Linked DNA regions of Homo sapiens: region 1 is linked to region 2. Evidence: chromatin contacts called from ENCODE Hi-C or POLR2A ChIA-PET data. All regions are on one chromosome and are shown on one strand. The core of a region is the stretch at or near the end of the contact, and the rest is flanking DNA. Distances in the headings are between cores, read along the strand shown. Region 1 overlaps AKT1 (AKT serine/threonine kinase 1). Region 2 has its middle 24 kb from the start of LINC02298.

Region 1 (6,573 bases), core at 1-2,500, 340 kb after region 2:
GCTCCTGATCTGGTACAGGCCTGCAGCCTCACCTGACCTCCTGCAGGGAGGAGTGGACAACCGCCATCCAGACTGTGGCTGACGGCCTCAAGAAGCAGGAGGAGGAGGAGATGGACTTCCGGTCGGGCTCACCCAGTGACAACTCAGGGGCTGAAGAGATGGAGGTGTCCCTGGCCAAGCCCAAGCACCGCGTGGTGAGGCCTGTCCCCACTTCTGCCTGTGCCTGGGGCTGCCTTGGACTGTGGAGGGCTGGGTGGGTCATGGGGTCCCAGCTCGGCCCAGGAGACACTCAGCACTCCACGGCATCTCCACCTAGGCCGGTTTTCCATGTAGGGCGCAGCTGCTTCCCAGGTGGGTCCTCTTCCCCATGTCAGAGGAAAACTGGGGTTGCTGAGCCCTGCCAGGCTTGGGCAATGTTACCCCACCCTTCCCTGAACCCCATGCTCTGAGCTGGGGCCGCAGCCATGTGTTCCCTGTAAGCCTGGACTCCCCGCTGAGCCCAGTAGGCCACCAGGTGTGAAGTGGACGCCTCTCCTGGCTCTGCCTCCGACTCTGGGGCCCCTCATGCCACCCCACGCATGCCGACCAGCTGGGCACTGTTGGCAGCGCCGCTTGCTGACCCTGGTGCCTGCCCATAGACCATGAACGAGTTTGAGTACCTGAAGCTGCTGGGCAAGGGCACTTTCGGCAAGGTGATCCTGGTGAAGGAGAAGGCCACAGGCCGCTACTACGCCATGAAGATCCTCAAGAAGGAAGTCATCGTGGCCAAGGTGGGGCCGGGGCGGTGGGGCAGGGTGGAGATGAGGGTGCGGGGTGGCAGCTCACCCAGCCCTGCTTTACAGGACGAGGTGGCCCACACACTCACCGAGAACCGCGTCCTGCAGAACTCCAGGCACCCCTTCCTCACAGTGAGTGGGAGCCCAGATGGGGCTGAAGGGCTGGGGCCAGGTAGCGACTCCTGGGGCTGTCTCTAGGGGACGATGTCCTGTCTTCTTGGGCACGTGAGGGCTTTACACACCGTGGACTCCGCCGCTGGTGAGACAGGCCTGCCCTGGAGGGTCAGGCTGTGGAGGTGCCCAGTGTGGGCTAGGGGCTGTGCTCGCTGCTCCCGTGTGCGGGCAGGTGGGTGGGGCAGGTGGCCCTGGTCTTCCTTGCACTCTGCCGAGGCTCCAGGAGGCCCCAGCTCCCCATGCCCTGCAGCCCTGCCTGCCAGGCTTTTGTTGAGGCCCGGGCTCTGTCCTGCAGAACCTGTTCTGGGGACTTGGCCCAGGAGGTATTTACTGTGAAGGGGGCCAGGGTCCAGCCACTTGGTTAGTTCCAGGTCACTGTGTTTGGGGACGATTCTCCTGCAGATGGGGCCTTTGCTTTAAAAGCACAGTCGCCTGTGGTGGAAGGCGGGAGGGTGGGTCTCGCCTGGGAGGGTGTGTCCTCCCTTTGCGAAGGCCCTGGTGCTGGGAGCACTGTCCCCTGCTGAGGTCCCAACTCACCCTGGAGGACCTGAGCCCAGGCCACCTTGCTCACCTTTCAAACACTCCTTGGCACCTCAGGGGCTGCCGGGGCCCAGCCTGATGGTGGCGTGGCATGAGGCAGTGTGGTGTGGGGCAGTGTGGTGTGGGGCAGCGTGGCATGGGGGCAGTGTGATGTGGGGGTGTATGGTGTGGGGCAGTGTGATGGGGTGTGTGGTGTGGGGCAGTGTGGTATCGGGCGGTGTGGTATCAGGCAGCGTGGTGTCGGGCAGTGTGGTGTGGGGCTACGGGCGGTGTGGTATCAGGCGACGTGGTATCAAGCAGCGTGGTGTCGGGCAGCGTGGTGCGGGGCTGCCGTCCTGCCTGTGGGGCCGCAGTTCCAGCTCCCCTTCCTTGCAGGCCCTGAAGTACTCTTTCCAGACCCACGACCGCCTCTGCTTTGTCATGGAGTACGCCAACGGGGGCGAGGTAGGGGCTGGGGCTGCGGGGGATGGACTTCGCGGCCTGTGGGCCGCCCATGGTGGGGCCGGTCCTTCCCGGAGCCTCGGCTACTCTCCATGGCACCAGACGGTGCTCCCTGCTGGGTGGGTGGTGTGATGCCTGCCCAGGCAGCTGCCTGCTGTGGGGTGACTTGTTCCTGCTGAGTTAGGGCTTCTGAGACTTTCCAGGCCCCCGTGCCCTCTGGTGGCTGGTCCCTTCCCTGTGCAATGCCGAGACCCGGTCTGAGAAACCCCAGCCCTGCAGGCCATGGGGGCAGAGGCCCGAGCCACGGCTGTGCCTCAGGTTGCGCCTCCCGCAGCTGTTCTTCCACCTGTCCCGGGAGCGTGTGTTCTCCGAGGACCGGGCCCGCTTCTATGGCGCTGAGATTGTGTCAGCCCTGGACTACCTGCACTCGGAGAAGAACGTGGTGTACCGGGACCTCAAGGTGCGCTGGCGGGCAGGCAGGGGGGCAGGGCCCTGGGGGCCTGGCGGCACTGACCTGAGGCCACCTTTCCCCTAGCTGGAGAACCTCATGCTGGACAAGGACGGGCACATTAAGATCACAGACTTCGGGCTGTGCAAGGAGGGGATCAAGGACGGTGCCACCATGAAGACCTTTTGCGGCACACCTGAGTACCTGGCCCCCGAGGTGTGCGCCCCACCTGCGTGCATACGCGTTGCTGCGTCCCCACGTCCTGAGCACACGCAATGCTGTGTCCTCTCTGTGCCCCAAGCACGTCACACCTCCCCCGGCAGTGTCCCGGACACCCCTTGATGCCGAGTCCTGCCCATCTGCCACCCGTGCAGGTGCTGGAGGACAATGACTACGGCCGTGCAGTGGACTGGTGGGGGCTGGGCGTGGTCATGTACGAGATGATGTGCGGTCGCCTGCCCTTCTACAACCAGGACCATGAGAAGCTTTTTGAGCTCATCCTCATGGAGGAGATCCGCTTCCCGCGCACGCTTGGTCCCGAGGCCAAGTCCTTGCTTTCAGGGCTGCTCAAGAAGGACCCCAAGCAGAGGTGAGGGCCGCCCATCCCAGCTACAGGCTACACCTCCATCCCCTCATCCCCAGGCTGCACCTGCCCCTGCGCCAGGCGGTCCTGGCACCTCCCAGACTACACTGATAGCCAAAGCTTGATGTCCTTGGCCAGGGCTGATCTCCAAAGCCTCAGGCCCAAGCAGAGTGGCGGGCAGGCCGGGGTCAGTTGGGCCTCTGTCCCCAACCCTGCAGCCTGCACCCACCCACTCAGGAAGCCCCTGCCCTGCCGTGAGCTCTGTGGTGCTTTGCTACCCACAGCTGCTCAGGGACGCTGCACCACCGGCTCCCCTCCCTGGCCCCGGAACGTCCTGTCTGGCGGGCCCTACATCACAGGAGGAAGGGGCCTGAACCCAGGGCCTGGGCAGGTGGCGGTACCGACACTGTGGCCTTGTTTCCTGCCTGCAGGCTTGGCGGGGGCTCCGAGGACGCCAAGGAGATCATGCAGCATCGCTTCTTTGCCGGTATCGTGTGGCAGCACGTGTACGAGAAGAAGGTGCGGCTGCTCCCCGCATATTCACGCGCACGCATGCTCCCCACATATCCACACTCACGCATGCACGTGGCACGCTCGCCAGATTTCCCACACACTCGCCCTCACCTCAGGAGCCTGCTGCAGTCCTGGTACAAGGAGGGCCTTGCTGCACCAACCTCAGCGCCTGGTGCTCAGAGGCTCTGGCACTGCCGGGTTCCACCAGGAAACTGGCCTGGTCCTCATTTCCTCCTCCCCTCGGAGGTGTGTCACACTCTGAGTTTCCTCCTCCCCTCGGAGGTGTGTCACACTCTGAGTGCCAGCCTTGGGGTTCCCTTCCCTGACGCTGTGCAGTGAAGGCTGGCTGGTGGTGGACCAGGGGTGCTGCCCCTTGGCCTCCACGAGTTCCTCCTGTTTGACCTCAATCCCTTCTGCCGCAAGGAGAGCCCAGCCCTATTTCTGGCTGTGCAGGGACAGGGACAGCACCTACTTTTCTGGCACATGGGGGAGTCCGCCCTGGAGGGAGGCAGCTCTTTCTGCATGAGTCGCCATCCTGGGTGCTCATCTTTCAGGGACCCTAGGAGCCCTGGCCATCACCCCAGCTGATGGGGTCTGCCAGCTGGGTTCGGAAGCCTGCACTCTGAGATGCTGGGTGCCCTGTCACCAGGTGTGCTTCTGCCCCGTTCCCAGCCTGCCCCTCCCCTGAATGCCTGTCCTAGGCTGTGTGCAGCTGGTCGGGCTGGGCAGCCCTGGGACCCAGCTGGGCACCTGTTCTCCCATTAACACAGGGTGCCCTGGTCCTGGTCCCCGTTCCTGCCTTGAGGCCTGCCACCCTCCTGCCCTGCCCTCCAAGGGTATGGGGGGCCTGGGCAGTGCTCAACCTCTGCCCAGCCTTGACCAGAGACCTTGCTAATTGACAATGGACAATGCTGGTGCCCAGCCCAGACTCTGGGGTGGGGCAGTGCTTGAGGGGGTCCTTGACTGTGGGACCTGAGGGGCTCTCTGGCAGCTCCTCACGTGTGCACATCACCTTATAGTCACCCTTCATCCTGGGTCATTGAGAGTCCTGTCTGCAGCCAGATGCCAGCAGGCTGTGGTCCTGTAGTCCCTGAGCCATGGAGGCAGGGTGGGCTCATCCTGTGCACCTTGTTCCACAGTCTCCCTCTTTCCCAATTTACAAGAAGACCAATAAGAAAAATAAGAAAACAAGAAAGAAAAAGGAAAAATAAAGTTATCACCTCCTGGTAGCAGGGAGGGTCTCTCAGAGCTGGGCTGCACTACCTCCTGTCGCCTGCTGGGGCTGCTGTGAGGGCAGCTTTGCGTCTCAGCTGTTGAGGGTTGTCTCCGTGCTCCTGCACCCCTCATGTCCCTCCCTCCCAGAGCTGCCTCTGTGGGGGGCTGGTGGCTTGCTGCTCTCTGACATCAGTCCTGCCTGGAGACCCCTTGGAGATCCAGGTGCTTTGAAGGTCTTGAGCACACTTGAGGGTGTGCTGGGAGTGGGGAGCGAAGCTCATGACTGTCCCGTCTGCCCACCTCTGCAGCTCAGCCCACCCTTCAAGCCCCAGGTCACGTCGGAGACTGACACCAGGTATTTTGATGAGGAGTTCACGGCCCAGATGATCACCATCACACCACCTGACCAAGGTGAGGGGCCACTGCCTGCCCCCGCCCACTCCCTTTTCTCTCCACACTCAGAGAGGCCTGCAGTGTTCAGCTTTTTTGGCTTCAGATGTTTTAAAATCTAAATATTTAAAAAGGTTCCTTTTGGAGAGTGCCAATGATCAGGGTGGGAGGCAGTGCTCTGAGGGCCCAGGTCCCTGTGTCAATCTGTGGGGCCCTGTCTCAGTTTCCTGGCAGTATGGCAGCGTGCTGGCCGTGCTTTAAGAGGTTGGCTTCCTACTGGAGCTGTGGGTGGGTGGAGGTGGCAGGGAGGTGGGGCACCGGGGTCTGAGCTGTCTACACCCACAGATGACAGCATGGAGTGTGTGGACAGCGAGCGCAGGCCCCACTTCCCCCAGTTCTCCTACTCGGCCAGCGGCACGGCCTGAGGCGGCGGTGGACTGCGCTGGACGATAGCTTGGAGGGATGGAGAGGCGGCCTCGTGCCATGATCTGTATTTAATGGTTTTTATTTCTCGGGTGCATTTGAGAGAAGCCACGCTGTCCTCTCGAGCCCAGATGGAAAGACGTTTTTGTGCTGTGGGCAGCACCCTCCCCCGCAGCGGGGTAGGGAAGAAAACTATCCTGCGGGTTTTAATTTATTTCATCCAGTTTGTTCTCCGGGTGTGGCCTCAGCCCTCAGAACAATCCGATTCACGTAGGGAAATGTTAAGGACTTCTGCAGCTATGCGCAATGTGGCATTGGGGGGCCGGGCAGGTCCTGCCCATGTGTCCCCTCACTCTGTCAGCCAGCCGCCCTGGGCTGTCTGTCACCAGCTATCTGTCATCTCTCTGGGGCCCTGGGCCTCAGTTCAACCTGGTGGCACCAGATGCAACCTCACTATGGTATGCTGGCCAGCACCCTCTCCTGGGGGTGGCAGGCACACAGCAGCCCCCCAGCACTAAGGCCGTGTCTCTGAGGACGTCATCGGAGGCTGGGCCCCTGGGATGGGACCAGGGATGGGGGATGGGCCAGGGTTTACCCAGTGGGACAGAGGAGCAAGGTTTAAATTTGTTATTGTGTATTATGTTGTTCAAATGCATTTTGGGGGTTTTTAATCTTTGTGACAGGAAAGCCCTCCCCCTTCCCCTTCTGTGTCACAGTTCTTGGTGACTGTCCCACCGGGAGCCTCCCCCTCAGATGATCTCTCCACGGTAGCACTTGACCTTTTCGACGCTTAACCTTTCCGCTGTCGCCCCAGGCCCTCCCTGACTCCCTGTGGGGGTGGCCATCCCTGGGCCCCTCCACGCCTCCTGGCCAGACGCTGCCGCTGCCGCTGCACCACGGCGTTTTTTTACAACATTCAACTTTAGTATTTTTACTATTATAATATAATATGGAACCTTCCCTCCAAATTCTTCAATAAAAGTTGCTTTTCAAATTTTTGGCTCACTTTGCTGGGTGGAAGAGTGGGTGGCCAGGGAGGGAGTGGGGAGTCCTGGGAGGGAAGCAGCATC
Region 2 (6,144 bases), core at 916-3,415:
CTGCTTTTAATCCGTATCTTTTTGCTGTAATCAACCATAAACACGAGTATAACAGCTTTCAGTGAGTTCTGTGGGCCCTTCTGGTAAATTGTTGAACCACAGAGTGATCTTGGGAACCCTCCAAACCTACAGTGGGTGTCAGAAGTAAGGGCAGTCTTGCAGAATGCACCCCCTAACTTCATGCCTGCCCTGTAATCACCTCCCCCAAGGCAGTTGTTTGCTGGGGGATTCTCCCTTCTCACAACAGCCTCAGCATCCCTTTTTGCCTCTAGATTCGTAACTCAAGGCAGAGCCCAGCATGCCCCATGGGGACACATATAAAGTCTAAACCCAATGAGAGATGGTTGACACCCCAAAATTCATATGGGTAGAAACTCTTGGGTTGAGTGTGGGGATGGCTTCTCTCTTCGTCTGTTTGGTCTGCTTTAAGAGGCTACCATAGACTAAATGGTTTATAAACAACAGATATTTATTGTTCACAGTTTTGGAGGCTGAAAGTCTGAGATCAAAATGCTGGCAGATTCCGTGTCTGTTGAGGGCTTGTTCTTCATAGACAGTGCCTTCTCACTCTGTCCTCACGTGGCCAAGGGTGAACAGCTTCCTAGGGCCTCTTTTAAAAGGCACTAAACCCACTCATGAAGGCTGTGCCCTTATGATGTATTCACCTCCCCAACTCACCTCCTAAGGCTATCACCTTGGAGGTGAAGACTTCAACATATGCATTTGGGGGGATTCAAATATTCAGTCCATAGCAGCTTCCAAGGGTGGATCCGGTCACGCTTATCCATGTGTATTTCCTTATTGGAGCTGCTGGCCTGTGGGTGATTGCTCACCAGTGAGGAGGGGTCACTGGTTTGCTTGGTTAGACAGCCGAGACATGCACTCAGTGGCCCTCACTGACTGAGGTCAAGACGCCAGCACACCTCTGGTGTAGCTGAGAAAGAATGAGAGGGCTTAGTGAATGGGATACTGGAACGGTTTTGTCCTGTGTAGCTCATCCCTGCACCTCTATGCCTTGTAGATGTTCCCACCTCTTAGTGGGTGGATCCTTTCCTCTGAATGGGGAAAGGAATTTTACTCCAGAGCTCGGCCTCAGAGACTAGCTAACCACGTCATATTTCTTCATTCCTTTAACAAATGCTTCACAGTGTTCACTCTATGCCAGATCTTGCTCTGAAAACTTTGCAAAAATAATTCACTTAACCCGCAGCACCACAGGTGTTTTGCTGGTGATACTCTTATGATTCCCATTTTGCAGGTAAGAAATGCATAAAAGGGCTACATGGATGGCCATGGCCACAGAGCTGACAGAGCATCCTGACCCCTTTCCGGGTCACTCAGCATGAAGCTCCCACCTGCACACAAGGGGGAGAGGTCCCAGGCCCGCACCTCTCTCCTTGGCATGAATTTGGTCTCCAAATGTCCTGTGAGCACATACATGGACAAGAAGCACATGAGCCTCCCCAGAGCAGACAGGATTCTCAAGGATGCTATGCCAACTCTGGAAGGGTGCCCCTGCTGGGCGCCTCTGCCCTCTCTTGTCCCCCTTCCTGCGGGACAGACCCTCACAGGCCCAGCCTTGTGCAGAGCCCAGTTCCAGTCCCTGTCTGGGCAGAGCCTGTGGCCTGGCTGTGTCCCCAGAGCCCAGTACCTCCCAGACGCAGCTGGGTCCGACAGCCCTGCCCCTGCGGTTCCACATCGGCTCATCTGCATTTGGCCCCATCCCTCCTTCTGACCTCCCAACTTGGCTATGCATTTTACCCTTATTTTAGAAAATCAGCACTTCTGGCGCTTGGGGTTATAAACAGAGCTCTCGGCCCTGCCTGTTCAGGCGTCTTGGGCAGGAGAAACCAGCCTTTTGCCTGGGGCCTAGGGGTCCACTCCAGTCTTCCCAACCACAGCAAGGATTCCGTTGTCAGGAAGCACCTGTGCACAGAACATTCTCCCGGTGCCCCAGTGACGGACATTTCAAGCTGTTGCTGTGGAGCCGCCTGTGTGCAGGTTTTTTTGAGGGATGGCTCTATCACTGTGGGTGTACCGTGTCAAGAGCGAACACGTCTGAAGATGTCGGTGGGGGCAGTGGCGCTGCTCTGCACAGAGGCTGTGCTCTGTGTGAGCTCACCCAGAGAGGGAATAGAGTTCCCTTTCCAGCACTGGGAGTGGGTGGGGCTCCTATGAAGAACAAAAATATGTGACCTTATTTGTACCCCAAGCTGGTAGAACAGGTTGCACTGGCTATGTTTGTCTATAATGTCTTTTGCCATGAGATATTTTTAATTTTTACATGGATAAATCTGTCATTTCTTCCATCATGTATATTGCAAATGTATATATATTTTTTTTGCAAATTCAGAGTTCCTGGTGGAGTCTTTGCTGAGTAAAAGTCTTAAATGCTTATGGTTGAATCTGTCCATCGTTTTGGGATGTGTGTTGCAAGAAGCGTCCCTCAGTTTGTTCACTGTGGTTCTCTTAACTGATCAGAAGTTTGGAATTTTTGTGTAGTCAGGTCTGTCAGTCTTTCTTTGTGGCTTCTGTGCTTTTGTGGTGGGGTTGTTGAGGAGGACCACGAATGATAGCCCATCCCTCCCCCCACACATACACACACCAAATTCAGACCAAGTGAGGCCCATGAGTCAAACTGGTGGAAATGAAAATCTGGTTCAGTACTGACAGGGCTGGGTTGAGGCTGTGGATTAGATAAGCAGCTGCCATGGGCTCCATGGAGTGTGCCCCTCCAACAGACACCCTCTGGTGACAGTTGGATGGGAAAAATGAGGTAGAATCTGTCATTGTTGCTTCCCTCGTTTTCCACTAGCAAGCCCAGACAGGGAGATGGTCAGCATTTCTGAGGCGGCAGTAACAGAAGCCTCAGAGTCTCACCCCTAGACCTCATGTCATAGGATATTCATTTTGCTGTTATTTGTCTTGCCTAGGGGAATATGGTCCTGGAGCCAAACATAGGGGCATCTTATGGTTTCCCCAGTTTCTGGATTGTGGCAGGAATGGAAGCTTCCTGGAGAGGCGCATTGGATATCTTTTTGCTGTGTAATGAATCATCCCAAAGCTCAATGACCATGCATTCAGGTCATGGTTCTGTGGGTTGACAATTTGGGCTGGGCTCAGCAGGATGGTTCTGCTGGGCTTGGCTGGGTTCACGCTTGCATCTGTGCTCAGCTGTTGGTTCTGTAGTTAGTCGGTGGGTCAGCTGGGATCTAGCTGGTTCTTATTGGCATCACACACAGGTTTATCAGTTGATTGGTTTGGGGCTGGGGTGCTTCAACACTTACCCAGTTTCTTAGCCTCACCAATACTTGTTCACATTGTCCCAGCTCTCCAAGAGCACCAGAGCAGGAGCTCCAGAGCTTTACTTTCAATACCTTCTTTGGTCAAAGCTAGTCACAAGTCAGTCCCTAATGAGGGGGTCGGGGGAGGCGGCGAAATGGATCTACTTCTTGACTGCAGGAGCTGCAAAGGATCTGTGGCCATTTCTAATCTACCACAGCAGGACAATTCTGGAGTACCACTGTGAGAGCCGTGGCTGAGGCCCAGCTGAAACCCTGCTCTTCCTGCTGTCACAGTGCCCTTAATTCTCTCCATTCTGCCTTGATTCAATCCCTTTCTACCCAAAGTAGCCAGGATAAGTTTTTGTTATCCACAGCTGAATCCTGACTCCTACAGTATTTGACACCAGAAGTGACTGCAGATAACAGACCTTGGTGGGTGAGATTCTGGATGGTTTCTATGACCTGGTTGGGTTTGGGGGCCATGAGGATGAAGGGATATTTGGAGTCCGTGGCACCTGGTGAGACAGTTAATTAAGTAACCACCTGTGCTCACCTAGAGTGAAGCTCCTGTGCAGTGTGGGTCTGGTGATGGCAGCACAGTACAGCGGGCAGGAGGGGCACAGGCCTGTGGGCTGAGGTGGCTGCTCTGAGCTGCACTGGAGAGTCTCAGGAAACAAGATGACACAGTTGGGCTTTTCAAATGCTGAGCTCAAGGCCTGGTCAGAGAACAAGGTTTCCATCATCACTGAAAGAATCTCTTCTCTCTTAAGGCTGTTGAGTCTGGTGTGCCCTCAGGTCAGCCTCAGGGCATTATTGGGAGGTTTGCTGAATGCCAATGTAGACCGGACTTTCACCCTCCCTCAGGTCTCTTCTGTGAGAATCAGGGCATGGACTGGGAAGGTGTTGGACCCCAGAATCAGGAGGGGGGCGATGAGCTGCATACCCTGACAATCACACCAAGAGAAGTAGCCCCTGTTTGATGGGTCTGGTCCTGCATTGTTTGAAGACCTCTCTGTGACCTCACCTGATGTGGTTACTTTGCAAGCAGGTGCTGATTTCCATCCCACTCCACCACTACCAACCTCACCACTTCCAAACCTGCAATTACAATCAGATCCCGGCATGTCCCAGGGGTATCAGCACAAACCTAATTTGGGAAAAGAAGGCTTACACATCAAAAGGTTTGCAAGATTTGTCATTTATATTGTTAGAAGACTGGGGGTGTGTGTGTGGGGGTGGGTGGCTTCTGCAAACACTAGACCTGGGAGGGAAGCACAAACTTAAAGATTAGAGTCTGTTGAGCTGTGTGCATTTACAAGAGATTCTGAATTCAATATTTTTAGTTCAAGAAGCTGGAAGTGGCCGGGCGTGGGGGCTCATGCCTGTAATCCCAGCACTTTGGGAGTCCGAGGTAGGCGGATCACGAGGTCAGGAGATTGAGACCATCGTGGCTAACACAGTGAAACCCTGTCTCTACTAAATATACAAAAAATTAGCCGGGCATGGTGGCGGGCACCTGTAGCCCCAGCTACACAGGAGGCTGAGCCAGGAGAATGGTGTGAACCCGGGAGGTGGAGCTTGCAGTGAGTGGAGATTGCGCCACTGCACTCCAGCCTGGGCGACAGAGCAAGACTCCATCTCAAAAAAAAAAAAAAAAAAAGAAAAAGCTGGAAGTGTCTCTAACATTTTTCTTCGTTGGTTGATTGAAGCCTGAGCTCCAGAGTCACCTCCATCATTGGAGGCTGAGCCGCTGAAGTGCCTTGGCATGACATAGAGGAAGGAGTGCAAAGTGAGGAGAGAGGCACTCATCCCCTGACTCTCCCCATGAAGACCCTGAGGAAAAGCCCCTCACCACGGCCTGGGAAATAGGCAGGAGAGCAAATGCTGGCATTTGGGCCAGTCCCGAGGCTGTCCTCCACAGGTGGGAGTGAGAGAGGGAGATGCTGCTGTCAAAACGGCTCCCTGCCTGCCATGGGGATGATGGGCGACCACATCCCAAAGGGTCAGATCGTAAAGACAGAAGCAAAAATGAACGGACTCAGGTTGGTTAGAACAAATAAGTAAGTCTAGGAGCTAATTATTTGGGGATGAAATCAAAATAAAATAGAAAAGCAATGAGAAAACCCAATCAAGGAGAGAAAAGAGGCACTTGCCCTCCACGTCGCCCGCCTGGCCCTCTTCCAAGTGCACTTTCCTTCCTTTCCTTCCTGCTCTAAAACTTTTTAATGAACCTTTGCCTCTGCTCTGAAACTGGCCTCGGTCTCTCCTTCTGCCTTGTGCCCCACAGTCAAATTCTTTCTTCTGAGGAGGCAAGAATTGAGGTTGCTGCAGACCCCTACAGACTCACCACCGGTAGCTCGGATTCCTGCCACCAATAGCATATGTTGGTGCTCTGTGACTTGGGTAACTTCTGCTGTTAACATACTTTGCTGCGTGACTCCAATATGTTCCCTAGTGGTAAGAGGCCTCTATGCCTCACCTTCTTCTGCTAGAGGCATTCAACCCCCATACGCAGTTTTCTTCTCCTCTTTCTCCTGCTTACTAACCAAACCCCAGAACAATTCCTCTTGGCCATAAGTGACTCTGCTCCCCTGGCTGATTTCTCAGCTCACCCTGGCAGGTGGCTTGCCAGGGTGGAAAGGATCTTAAGGTCCTCACCAAGCAGATTGGAGGTTAGAATTTGGCCCTCCTGGGCAGGAGGCTCTCGACAGTGGTGAGGCTAAGGCCTAAACCCATGCAATGTCTGGGGTTTCCTCTGCTTTTTCAACAAAAACCAGCTCTTTTCCCAAAAACCTGCACTGCCCATTCTCCTAATTTCTCTTTGTGTTCTGAAAGGGCCTTCAGCACCCAGGCGGACCAT

The links. Hi-C counts contacts between places; a loop is a spot of excess contacts on that map. ChIA-PET counts read pairs that join two places held with the same protein, here RNA polymerase II (POLR2A).
Region 1: a loop to region 2 is called in a map of endothelial cell of hepatic sinusoid, with 11 times the contacts of the local background. The contact joins two enhancer-like sites. A Hi-C loop is called at or near these places in 1 of 168 maps with a recorded cell type or tissue (endothelial cell of hepatic sinusoid). POLR2A ChIA-PET finds 5 or more read pairs at or near these places in 1 of 52 experiments (activated CD4-positive, alpha-beta T cell).

The regions. Positions count from the first base shown.
Region 1 is chr14:104,769,273-104,775,845 of GRCh38, reverse strand. AKT1 (AKT serine/threonine kinase 1) reads left to right here. Exons shown (of 15, transcript NM_001382430.1): 6 at 47-194; 7 at 639-770; 8 at 843-908; 9 at 1,866-1,934; 10 at 2,266-2,391; 11 at 2,467-2,595; 12 at 2,754-2,968; 13 at 3,394-3,481; 14 at 4,999-5,101; 15 at 5,426-6,497. The coding sequence ends at 5,505. LOC102723342 (a long non-coding RNA gene) reads right to left here. Exons shown (of 3, transcript XR_429419.5): 3 at 6,430-6,573. Among named protein-coding and RNA genes, the nearest start is that of SIVA1, 19 kb to the right of the region's middle. Within about 2 kb of position 1,250, at least 5 of the 41 ENCODE cell types and tissues checked have a DNase peak (open chromatin) inside an H3K27ac peak, as active enhancers do.
Region 2 is chr14:105,115,177-105,121,320 of GRCh38, reverse strand. No RefSeq gene overlaps it. Among named protein-coding and RNA genes, the nearest start is that of LINC02298, 24 kb to the right of the region's middle. RefSeq lists an enhancer at 1,240-1,739. Within about 2 kb of position 2,165, at least 4 of the 41 ENCODE cell types and tissues checked have a DNase peak (open chromatin) inside an H3K27ac peak, as active enhancers do.